Regions from separate parts of the Homo sapiens genome. Here region 2 is linked to region 1. A link is a contact called in ENCODE Hi-C or POLR2A ChIA-PET data. All regions are on one chromosome and are shown on one strand. Each heading gives the region's core, a stretch centred on a gene start or an enhancer-like site at or near the end of the contact. The rest is flanking DNA. Distances are from core to core; before and after follow the strand shown.

Region 1 (5,485 bases), core at 1,568-4,067:
TGTAGGCTGTTCCTGCCTTGTGTGAAGTGTGCCACTGTAGATATGTGTGTGCAGGTACCTGTTTGAGTCTGTTTTCAGTTCTTTTGGGCAGTTACCTAGGAGTGGAATGGCTGGGTTGTATGCTAATCCTATGTTTAACTTTTTGAGGAATGGGCCACAGTTTCTCTATGAAGTTCAAACGAGGTTCTTGAATCGGCTTCCAGTTGACTAACTAGACTCCAAGGAAACACAGATGAAATAAGACCCCATCCCAGCCCCCAGGACCTCCTGGCCTGCTCTCAGCCCATGTGAGGCAGCAAAGCTGCTGCTGGGACAGGAGGACCCTAGGGGAAGCTTTGGAGAGTCCGAGCTCCCAGCAGCATCTGGTGGCAGAACCTTCTTTTGGCTTCGTCCCTGAAGCATAAATGTGGAATCGTGTCCAGCGGCAGCCTGGGTTCCCCAGCCTGGGAGGTTCACGGGAGGAGGCTGGCCCAGAAAGCACATGGCCCAGAATGAGCCACACGGGGTGACTGTGGCTTTGGGCAGGTCCCCCTCTCCCTGCACCTCCCTCCCCACTGTCATTATCTGCAGAGTCAGGGGTGGGCCTGACAGCTTCCAGCAGTCTGTCCAGGTGCCTAGATCTCTATACTCCTGGACCCCAAATCTAGGAACCACTAATCAGGAAGGAAATTCCTCCACCAATCCTTCCAGGCCTTTCCACAGAGAAGGCAGCCCTTTTAGCATTTTATGTCCGGATGAAATAGTTCTAGGCACTATGCTGGAACCCCCAGCTCTGAGCCAAACAGGCCTTCCCTGGTCCCCCCAAGTCCTGGGGGAAGGCTGCCCTGCACCTGTCCCTGGAGGGGGACATGTGGGCAGATGGCACAAAGGTGGTACTGGCCATAAAAGCCATGTTGCAGGCAACAGGCTGGTCCCATTGGCCTTCCCTGCTCTCTCCTCAGTAGGAGGCAAGGCCTAGAGAGCTGACCCTTAGGCAGAAGAAGGGGTGGCTGTGGCAGACAAAAGACCCCCCTGAGGGAGGGAAGGAAAGGGACGGTGGGGTTCCCACTTTCCTTGGAGCTGCTGTGGAGTCTTTGCTCACTCATGCTGGGACCCGGCCCCCCGCAGCAGCCCGGGGACCTGGAGGTGCATCCACTGTGGTGAGCTGCAGCAGGCGTGTTGGGTTAAGACCTATGTGGTTGGTTCTGAAGAGAGCTGGGAATTTCAGGGGAGACCTGAGCGGAACCAGGGAGGATCTGACATTTTTATAAAAGGAGGTCCCTGTGCTCATCCAGTGGGGAGGGGATCCCAGAGCTTATGTCCCCGAGGGGAGCTCTGACTCTGTCCCCCTTTCTGTTTGCACTTGGGCAGGGCTCTCGAGTCCTTGGAAGCTGCCGTTTATTTTAAAACAGCCCGGACTCCTTGAGGAAGCTGAGGAGAGAGGAAATGGCAGAGGCGACCTCGCCTCACACTTCCTGGGCGGGAGTCCCCACTAGGTGGCCGCCTGAGCCATGGGGAGCTATTAGGAGGATCCTGCTGTAATCAAGAGATGGGCAGGCAGGGGACAGAGTGCCCCGTGTCTGGGGAAACTGAGGAGGTTTGTGTTTATCGAAGACCTTTTATGTGCCAGTCACTGCAAACGTATTGTCATTTAATCCAACAAACCTGCAAGATCAGGGTCATCCTTCATCCCCTCCCTACTAATGAGGACATTGTGATTCAGTGTCGCGGCCACTGGCCCACAGTCATCAGTGCTGCTAAGATGTGCAGGCGAGTTTCAAACCCAAGTCTGGCTTAGTGCCCAAACTTCCACCAGGCACCCCAGGCCCAAGGCCAGGCACCCCGACCTCCATCCAGGAGGACCGAGTGAGTTTCTCTGCCTGATCAGGGAGGATAGGAAGGGGCCTCTACCCCCGCTTCGTCCTACTCAGCTCTCTCCTCCTGAGGGTCTGAGGCCTGGACAGCAGTGCTGGGCGGGAGGCCTCAGTCAGCCTGGGTCTGAGGGTGCAGAGCTCCCTGGGGACATTACCTCTTCCTGCAAGGGGCAAAGTTCCTCAGTCCCTGTGTTAAAGGAAGGTTGGCTTCTCCTCTGCCCGAGATCCCAGAGCGCTCACAGTGCAGCCCTTCTTTCTGCTAAACTGCAGACTTATTTTATCAGCAGTTATTATTGAAGTCTCACCATTACTATTATTTTCATTCTGCAGATGATGAAGTCAGGGCTCAGTGAGACTGAGTGATTCAGCTGGGGTTCATCCCCCTGCTCCGTGCCAGAGCCTCGGAGGTTCCGATGCACTCAGGGCCCTGGGGGCATCCAGGGCCGGCCTGGCTGGGGCAGCGCATCTGCAGGTGTTTGAGGCACATTTGTTTTCAGGGGAAGGGGCGCTGCTGTGCAGACCCTGCTAAGTCTGTTCCAGGACAAGACATGCTGCCCATCCCTCCTGCTTCTCTAGTGCAGGAGCCGCGGCTCGGCATGGTTCTGCGTGTGTGTTTCCGACACTGGCTCCCAGGTGGAAGGCCTGATGCCGCCCTGCTGTCTGCTCTCTTTTGTAGAGATGTTTTCGTGAACTTGAGAAAAAATCGGGAAAAGGCCGATTCCCTCTGCCCAGCCCATTAATTCTGCATGCTCAGGCCGAATTAACCTTGGCAAGCCTTCAAGAGGAGAGAGTAATTCTAACCTTAAAAATCTGCTGATGAAAGCTGGTTTCAGGAATCCAACTCCTCTTAATGTCCTGGCAGACAGCTCAGCCTTGCATTAACATAGCCACAGACCGGCCCGGCGTTTCCCTCCACCTGCTTCATAAGCAAAACCCTGTTGTCCGTTTTAAGCAAGAATCCCTGCCCAGACTCCCTGGCCACATGCAGCCGCACATGTTGGAGTGTGCCGTGGATACCTACGTGGCGTCACAGGTGCCTAGAGCGGGCGGCGCTGGGGAGCTGGATGCCAGCAGGCTCTGGAGCTGAGTAGTAACCACAGCCAGGAATCCCGGCAGTGCCAGCCCCGCAGACGCCTGCCCACAGGAGAAGAGAGCCACTGATTTCTGGGCAGCACTTGGCCCTCCGTGCCGTCCAGAATGGCCTCGGGGAGTGGGCTCCTGGCATCTGCATCTGCTCTCCTCTGGGAATGGCAGATGAGTAGAGAGAAAGGCCGGCCACCTGGGGCTGTGTAGCCGAAGCTCCCAGCGCCAGAGGGTACAGCCTGAGCCTCCTTACCAAGGCTCAGGGTCCCACCGTTGGTCATCCCTGAGGCTGAAATACACAACACCCCTGCTGGCCTAACAGGCTGTTGATAAGGAACACATCAGACCCAGAGCTACTTGCAGGCATTCGTCAGAGATCCCTTGTGCTTAATGCAGGCAGACCTGGTGAAGGGTGAGGGGGTACCCATAACAGAGGGATGGAGGAAGGGAGGGAGGGAGATGGAAGGGAGGGAGGAAAAATGGGAGGGAGGGAGGAAGAATGGGAGAGAGGGAGGGAGAGAAGGAGGGAGGGAGGAAGGGAGGAAGGGGGGCAGGGAGGCAAGAAGAATGGGAGGGAGGAAGGACAGGGAGCGGGAAGGAGGAAGGCAGGCCATCACCAGTATACACCACTCTGGAGACCAGCTCTAGCCACTTGGCAGGGCTCCAAGAAATAGGTCTCAGCGGTACATTTTGATGAAAGAGAGGGAATTTCACTTTATTTATATATTATTTATGCCCAGTACTTTTAGGAAGTATTTGAGATAGCAACAGCACTGATACATTGAAATAGGCTAAAAGAACAAGAGCCAGTGGGTGGGAGATAACTGAGCAAGAATATACACGTACACTGAGCAGAGCTCCTGCTGATGACAGGACCGCAGATCCCAGCAGCCTGGCACACCCAGCTCAGAGAAAGCCTGTTCTTTGCTGGGGCCCGCAGGGAGCCAGGTATCAGGACAGATTTCTGAGACACGAAAGGTGCAGGTCTCCAGCTCCCGCTTGGCTGGGCCTGTGCAGGGTGAGGAGCTGGGCTGCCTTCCCCAAAGCGGTTTGGCAGGTGCTGGGACACAGCAGGGGCCCATGTGGGCCTGGCTGAACGTCCTCAGAGGGTGGGAAAACAGGCAGGTGAGAGTGGCCAGGTTCCTGGACGTGACCCTAAGCAGCAGGCGCTAGAGCTGACGAGAACAGCCCATGTGGAGCGTGCAGCAAGGCCCAGATGGGAGCAGCCCATGTGGAGAGTGGAGCGAGGCCCAGCAGAGTTCGGCGCCGCCCTCCCGTTCCTCCTCCCTCCCATTCTTCCTCCCTCCCTTCCATTTCCCCTCACCCGCCCCGCCCCCTGCGCCGCCGTGCCCCTCACCCGCCCCCTGCGCCAACGTGCCCCTCACCCACCCCTGGCCTTCTCTGACTTGAGATTCATGACTTGGATCAACTCTTTCTCTAAATCTAAATTTACCTTATTATCAATTTTTAGCTATTATTCCATTTTATGCCCACTAATTTATTAATCTTGGAACCCCCAAAAACAATAAAGCTGAAGCTCCAGATATTTTATTTATATCTTTCAACATGATTTTTATGGCTTTTTATCTAAAAATTCATTGAATTTTTATTGCCCTCCTCACTCATGTCGTCGTTAGGCCGGCGGCCGCTTTATTTAGATGTTTCCCCTGCAGATACTTGGGGGCCCCAACAGGAAGGAGCTCAGGTGAGGGGAGGTGGGTGGGGGCAGAGGCACGGGTGCCAGCCTCCTAGGGGACTACTAGGTTAGGTCCCCTGCCCCTCAGTGTCCCCGGGCCAGGCTGTGTCCCATGCCCCTCAGTGTCCCCGGGCCAGGCTGCACACCTCCCTGGTTCCTTTCTGGAGCACACACTGTTCTCCGCGACTCTTACCTCTGCTCCCATTTTGCCTTCCAGCTTGCAAAAGGGCCTATGCTGCAAAAGCAATCTAGAACATTCCTCAGAGAGGCTGGGGGAGCCTCCAGCTTGAAGACCCAGTGTCCCTCTCTCCATGACCCCCCTGCAGAGTTTCTCACTGGTCTTCATCCAGACCGAGGGGCCCTCCTTCCTGTTCCCCATTCGACGGCACACCTGTCCTCCCTCCTGAGCAGAGCTCTGGGGTCTCCAGGGTCCCCACCTGGCGGGTCTTCTTGGTGCTCTCTGCCTGCCCAAGGATCCCCCTTCCGCGGAGCTCCGGCCGACCCAGATACCCAGGGGAGGAGTCTGTCCTGTCCCCCACGGCCAGAGGCCCGCAGGCACTTTCTGCCTCATGATGGGGTGGGGCGCCCACGTGTCCTGCGCCTGCCTGGCGCTGCCTGGTTCTTCTGGCTGTTTCCCTCACCAGCTTCCTGTCTGGGGGTGGGGACTAGGGGGTGGCGGGTGGCCAGCTTTTTGACGTTTGCTGCCGTTCCTGGTTTCTATCTGCTCTTCAATCGCCTCCATCTCAAAGGAACCAACCTTCATGGCCAGACTGGGCCACCTGGTCCCCTGTGTCCCTCCAGGGTGTGCACCAGGGCTTCTGATGAGGGAGACGGGGTTAACTCCTGCAGGCTT
Region 2 (5,485 bases), core at 1,744-4,243, 36 kb after region 1:
ACAAGCACACACACACACACGCTGCCACCCCCAGCGCCACATGGGCTCTGACATTTCTGCAAAGAGGGACACAGAGCCTCTGGGTAAATCTGAGCTCTCCCCACCTCAGTCACCTTCGGCAACAGCTACCACACTCCGTGGCCTCACATGCAAGAAAACCAGGATGGCTATTATTTGGGGCCTCCTTTGCCACAGGTGGGCCCTGGCCTGGGAAGGGGGGCCATGATGCCTGCCGCCCCCTAGACACACTCCCATTTGTTTCTGTCCCCCGTTTCCAGATGCTGAAAAAGATTCAACAACCTAGATAAGGCCCTCTATAGGACCTTCCAGAAGAGCTCAAATCAAATCACAGCCAAGAGATCTTTCGAGGGTCTTTGCAGGGGAAGGAAACAGCTGTCAGGGCAAGGCATGGCTGATTTGAGGCAGCTCTTTAGAGAGAGGCTGTGTTTGGAGAAGATGTGTGCCATTGGCATGCAGGGCACTGGGGCTCCCGGCGAGCCTCTGCATCTCGTTCTCCAGGTGTCGGAGGAACTCACTCCTTAGGCATCCATGCGTGTTAGGGGTCAGGTAGTATGCCAGGTGCTAGGGTTGCAGGGGTGATCCAGCCCTTAGGAAGCTCACAGTCTAGGCAGGTGGAGACTCACAAGGGACCTGGTGGCAAGTTATTTGGAATGCAAAGCATTGCGCAGAATTTATCCATTTGGTAAATACACACTCGTTAAAGTGGCACGCATCCAGCCTCCCCACCCTCCTGAGGCTGTAGTGGTGGAGGCGATCCTCATTCCTTTCCTGTCCAGCCCTCCACAACCCCTGGCCCGGAGCAGTTCCCATGCCAGGGGCCTTCGGCCAGCATCCCATGACCTAGACGAGGGTGGGACATGTCCGTCCCCACTCCTCCATGTCTGGCCCCGAGCAGACGGGGTGACTGGCTACTGGCATCATCAGCTTGCTTCTGGCTGCTCAGCAGATGGGGTGACTTTCAGCGGTTACGGGAGGGCACTTGGATCCCCGAGGAAATGTTCCACGCCGGGATATTGGATCTCACAGGCCTGCTCTGTGGTGACGTCCTGAAGGTGAAGCCCTCCGCGGCAGCCTCTGCTTCAGGGTGACTGCTTTCTGCTACAGGAGTGACTCGGGCATCCTAGTTAATGTTGCAGAGTACGATAGGAGCAAATAGCTCTTCTCCCCACATCCAGGACCAGCCTGTCCTCTGGGTGAATCTGGTGCTGAGCTTCCCTTGCTATGCCTCCTCGCATGGGATTGCACCGTGCACAATGTGGAGATGTGCTTTCCATAAGAGATGCAGTTAGGAATGTGCGGTCACTGCCGCGGGCATCGATTGCCCAGAACACAACAGTGAGCCCTCCATAAAGTCGGAACTGTCATTATCAAAAGCAGTGATTGGCCGGGCGCGATGGCTCATGCCTGTAATCCCAGCACTTTGGGAGGCCGAGGCAGGCGGTTCACCTGAGGTCAGGAGTTCGAGACCAGCCTGGCCAACATGGCAAAACCCCGTCTCTACTAAAAATACAAAAATTAGCCGGGCGTAGTGGCACGTGCCTGCAATCCTAGCTACTCGGGAGGCTGAGGCCGGAGAATCGCTTGAACCCAGGAGGCGGAGGTTGCGGTGAGCCGAGATTGTGCCACTGCACTCCAGCCTGGGTGACGAGAGCGAAACTCCATCTCAAAAAAAAAAAGTGACAAAGCAGCCCCTCTGCCAGGGAGTGGCCAGTGTGACCTGAGGCCTTGGCACCCAGCCACCGTGCGTTACCTTTTGAGGTCTGTGCTAGAAGGTGCTGCTGCCGCAGGAGTCCTCTGACTGGGTTGTCAGGCCGAGATCCTCTCCTTGATGCAGAAAGTGGGAGGTGCTTTCCTCTCTCAGGCAGGATGCTCTTTCCTGGGAAGACTTTGGGCCTCCAGGCTGAGGACATAACCCCAAAGCAGTTTAGGACTTCTGGCTTCGGTAGCAAAGATATTTCCTTCTGTGCTTGTCTCTTCCCCACTCCAGCTCCGATCCATTGACTCAGCTTTTGTTCTGTGAATGTCATTTTCTTTGAATTTGTGTGAGTTTTGTTGTTTGCAAATAACCTAATGAAACTCCTTCTGTTCCCTTCCAAAACAAAAAGGAGGCTCTAGCATGGTCTACCTCCACATCTGAACTCCTCCAAGCTTTTCTGATGGTGTTTGGGCTGTACAGCACCCTGAGAGACCACCCCCGGCCTCCATGTACCCCCTGCCATCACCTGAGCCGCACTCACCAAGGCAGAGCCGGGAGGACTCCACCCACCCTCTTTCCTGTTCATAAGGTTTCTCAAGGAGCCTCTTGATGCTTGTTTACTTAAGGACGGGCACGGGTGAACTCTCACCCCCACCTGGTGATTTCACAAACACAAACCATAGAGGGGAAGGCTATTTCTCTCACTTTCTGGAAAAGGCCAAAACTAACCCTGAATCCCCCCGCCCATGTTTAGAGTAGACACAGAGGGAAGATGGTTCCGGAATGTTCTGCGTGTACTGCCGATTGTCCAATTGCTTAAAACAGGGCTTGGCGTGCATTGTTTTGGTCATTAGTTAACCAATCTGGGCGGGGAAAAAGGCAGAGCGTTAAATAATTACAAGCACTTCGGTGATTTTTTTTTCTACTGACTAAGGTTAAAATGAATAGTGTTGATCCGTTGCCCAGGCAGCAGGCTTGTTAAAGGAAATGGTATTTAAAATGATTTTTGAGCCAAAGCAATTTGGCTGCTTCAAGGCATCCTTTATCTTTTGCTTTCAAGAGGATAATAATGTTTAAAAACGAAGTCACTCATACCATTTCCTGTCGCGAAGCCAGCTCAGTGATGGGCAGAGCTTCCTCTGGGTTTGTTTACTTGCTCCATGATGGAAAATGCAAACTTAATGGGCTCCCTTCTGCCGAGGCTTTGGTGTTCCGACGAAACAAAGACCCATGCTGCTGCCGAATCTGTGTCCACAGCTCTGGCCAGCTCACCCTGGAAGTCTTGATTGCCACATTGTGGATGTCAGAATGTCACCTGCTTGGTTAGAGCTTCTAAACAGGAGGCTCAAGGCCACTCCCTGGCTCTAGGGTGGAGTCGAGGAAACCTGTCTAGGATGGGACACGCTCCCACTAGGCTCAGGGTGCCCTCCCGTCCAAGAGCATGATGGTCACCCCAGCTGGGAAGTTGCTAAGCAAGTCCTCCTTGGTAGAGCGTCTTTCCCATCATCCTCTGCGAGGAAGGCCAGGGCGATACACTCAGCTTATAGAGTGAAGTCGGCAGAAAGCACAACTTCTCAGTGAAGAGGATAAAAGGAAGGCACTACGGGGGCCCAGGACCTGCTCTGCCCTGCTTAGGGCTGGGCAGGGCTTACGGGCGTGACATGCATAGAGGCTCAGAAGAGCTGGCTCCGGCCTTTTGCAGTCTGGGATCCTCAGCTGGGGTGTGCACATGAGCAAGGGTGCTCTATGCCCCTGCCACCAGCCCCCGGGCTGCTCAGGAGGCAGCAGTGAAGGATGGAAAGGGTTTCCATGGCCATGAAAGAGAGAGAGCTCATCCGCTCCTGCATAGCACTGTGAGGGCTTGAACACACACACGCACGCACATACAAACGCAAACCTACATACACACACGCGTGCACACACACACACAAATGTACATACACGCGCACACAAACACATACAATCACACAAACACAAACATACGAACACACACACACAAACACAAACCTACAAACACACACGCAGGCACACACACAAACACAAACCTACATACACACACGCGCGCACACACACACAAACCTACATACACAAGTGCACACACAAACACAAACCTACGTATACACATGCGCGCACAGACACACAAACATACAAACACGCACACGCACAAACACAAACCTACAAACACACGCGCACATGCACAAACACAAACCTACATACACACGTGCACACACACAAACCTGCAAACACACACGCACGCACACATAAACACAGACTTACATACACATGCGCTCAAACACAAACATACAAACGCGCACACAAACACAAACCTACAAACACACATGCACGCACACACAAACACAAACCTACATACACACGCGCGCACACACACAGACATACAAACGTGAGCACACAACACAAACCTACATACACACACGCGCACACACAGACATACAAACGTGAGCACACAACACAAACCTACATACACGCGCACACAAATACAAACACGCACACACACAAACACAAACCTACATACACACGCACACACAAACGTACAATCACGCACACACAAACCTACGTACACACGCACACAAACATACACGCGCACAAACACAAACATACAAATGCGCACACAAACAAACCTACGTACACACACATGCACACACAAACACAAACATACAAACACACGTGCGCACACACAAACAAACACGTGCACACACACAAAAACACAAACCTACATACACACATGCACACACAAACATACAAACACACGTGCAAACACACAAAAACATATAAACAGGCGTGCACACACATAACCATACAAACACACACACGCGCAGGGGCACACATAAGAAAGTGCCAAGCACAGTACCAGGCACGCAACGACGGATCCACACACTTTAGATCCTTCTCTGACCTTTCTTTTATTCCTCAAAAGCACAGCATCCATCCCCCAGGGAACTGGGGGGGGGGGGGGGTCAGCGGAAGAGTTTGTCCTTGAGGGGACATTGCCCACTCTGTAAACTCAGGGCACCTTCTCGAGGATTCCCTCAAAGGGTTCCCTGGCCACGCATCCTACAGAAGTCAGCGAAATGCAGTTCTATGAAATGAGGCTGTTGGGAGATTTTGTAGTCTTGTGGGTGTGTGCTCTGTGTTCAGCTTGGGGGTCACGTGGCACCTGTCGGGGGCGGGATGCTGCTGAGACCTCTGCAGTGCTGGATGGCCCCATGGGGCCATGTGGCTTCACTCCCCGTCTCTGCCTCCCAGGCTCAGCAGGCCACCCGCCGGCCTCTCCTGCCCATCTCGGGAGGGCTAGCGGGGTAATTTAGGATGGTTGCCACTCCCCCGTGCATTTTAAACACGTTTCCAAACTGGGTTCATTCTGCCTTTGATAGGGAGGTGGCCTTCTGGGTTTTTCTTTCAAGAGATGCAGATTTCATGGACTGCGATTCTTCTCCAGATCTGCTGTTCAAAAAAAAAAAAAAATGTAACTCAGAATTTCTATTTGTTCAGAGGGGGAAAAATCTGCTTGCTATTCAGGCCCTAGATTTTCCTGAGAGATTAGTGTACTTGCCTGCCAAGATGTTAGCTAAAGGAAAACACATTTGCTATAGATCAGAAATATTTATCCTTTTCTGGGCAGGAGATCCGGAGAAGAACCTCATCAGAATGTACAGCACCTGGAAATATGAATAAATTCAATCTCCTGAGCTGCAGGCATCTGCCAGGAGGGCTGAGGCATGGAGGGGCTCTGGCCGTCTCCGGGGAGTT

What was found. A loop is a pair of places that touch in the nucleus more often than their neighbours do. ChIA-PET counts read pairs that join two places held with the same protein, here RNA polymerase II (POLR2A).
Region 2: a loop to region 1 is called in a map of posterior vena cava, with 17 times the contacts of the local background. The contact joins two enhancer-like sites. A Hi-C loop is called at or near these places in 2 of 168 maps with a recorded cell type or tissue (posterior cingulate gyrus and posterior vena cava). POLR2A ChIA-PET finds 5 or more read pairs at or near these places in 2 of 52 experiments (A673 and WTC11).

Annotation. Positions count from the first base shown.
Region 1 is chr1:7,452,779-7,458,263 of GRCh38, forward strand. All of the region lies in intron 5 of CAMTA1 (calmodulin binding transcription activator 1), which reads left to right. Among named protein-coding and RNA genes, the nearest start is that of CAMTA1-AS1, 14 kb to the left of the region's middle. RefSeq lists an enhancer at 4,601-5,268. Within about 2 kb of position 2,818, at least 6 of the 41 ENCODE cell types and tissues checked have a DNase peak (open chromatin) inside an H3K27ac peak, as active enhancers do.
Region 2 is chr1:7,488,967-7,494,451 of GRCh38, forward strand. All of the region lies in intron 6 of CAMTA1 (calmodulin binding transcription activator 1), which reads left to right. Among named protein-coding and RNA genes, the nearest start is that of CAMTA1-AS1, 50 kb to the left of the region's middle. RefSeq lists an enhancer at 2,735-3,370. Within about 2 kb of position 2,994, at least 12 of the 41 ENCODE cell types and tissues checked have a DNase peak (open chromatin) inside an H3K27ac peak, as active enhancers do.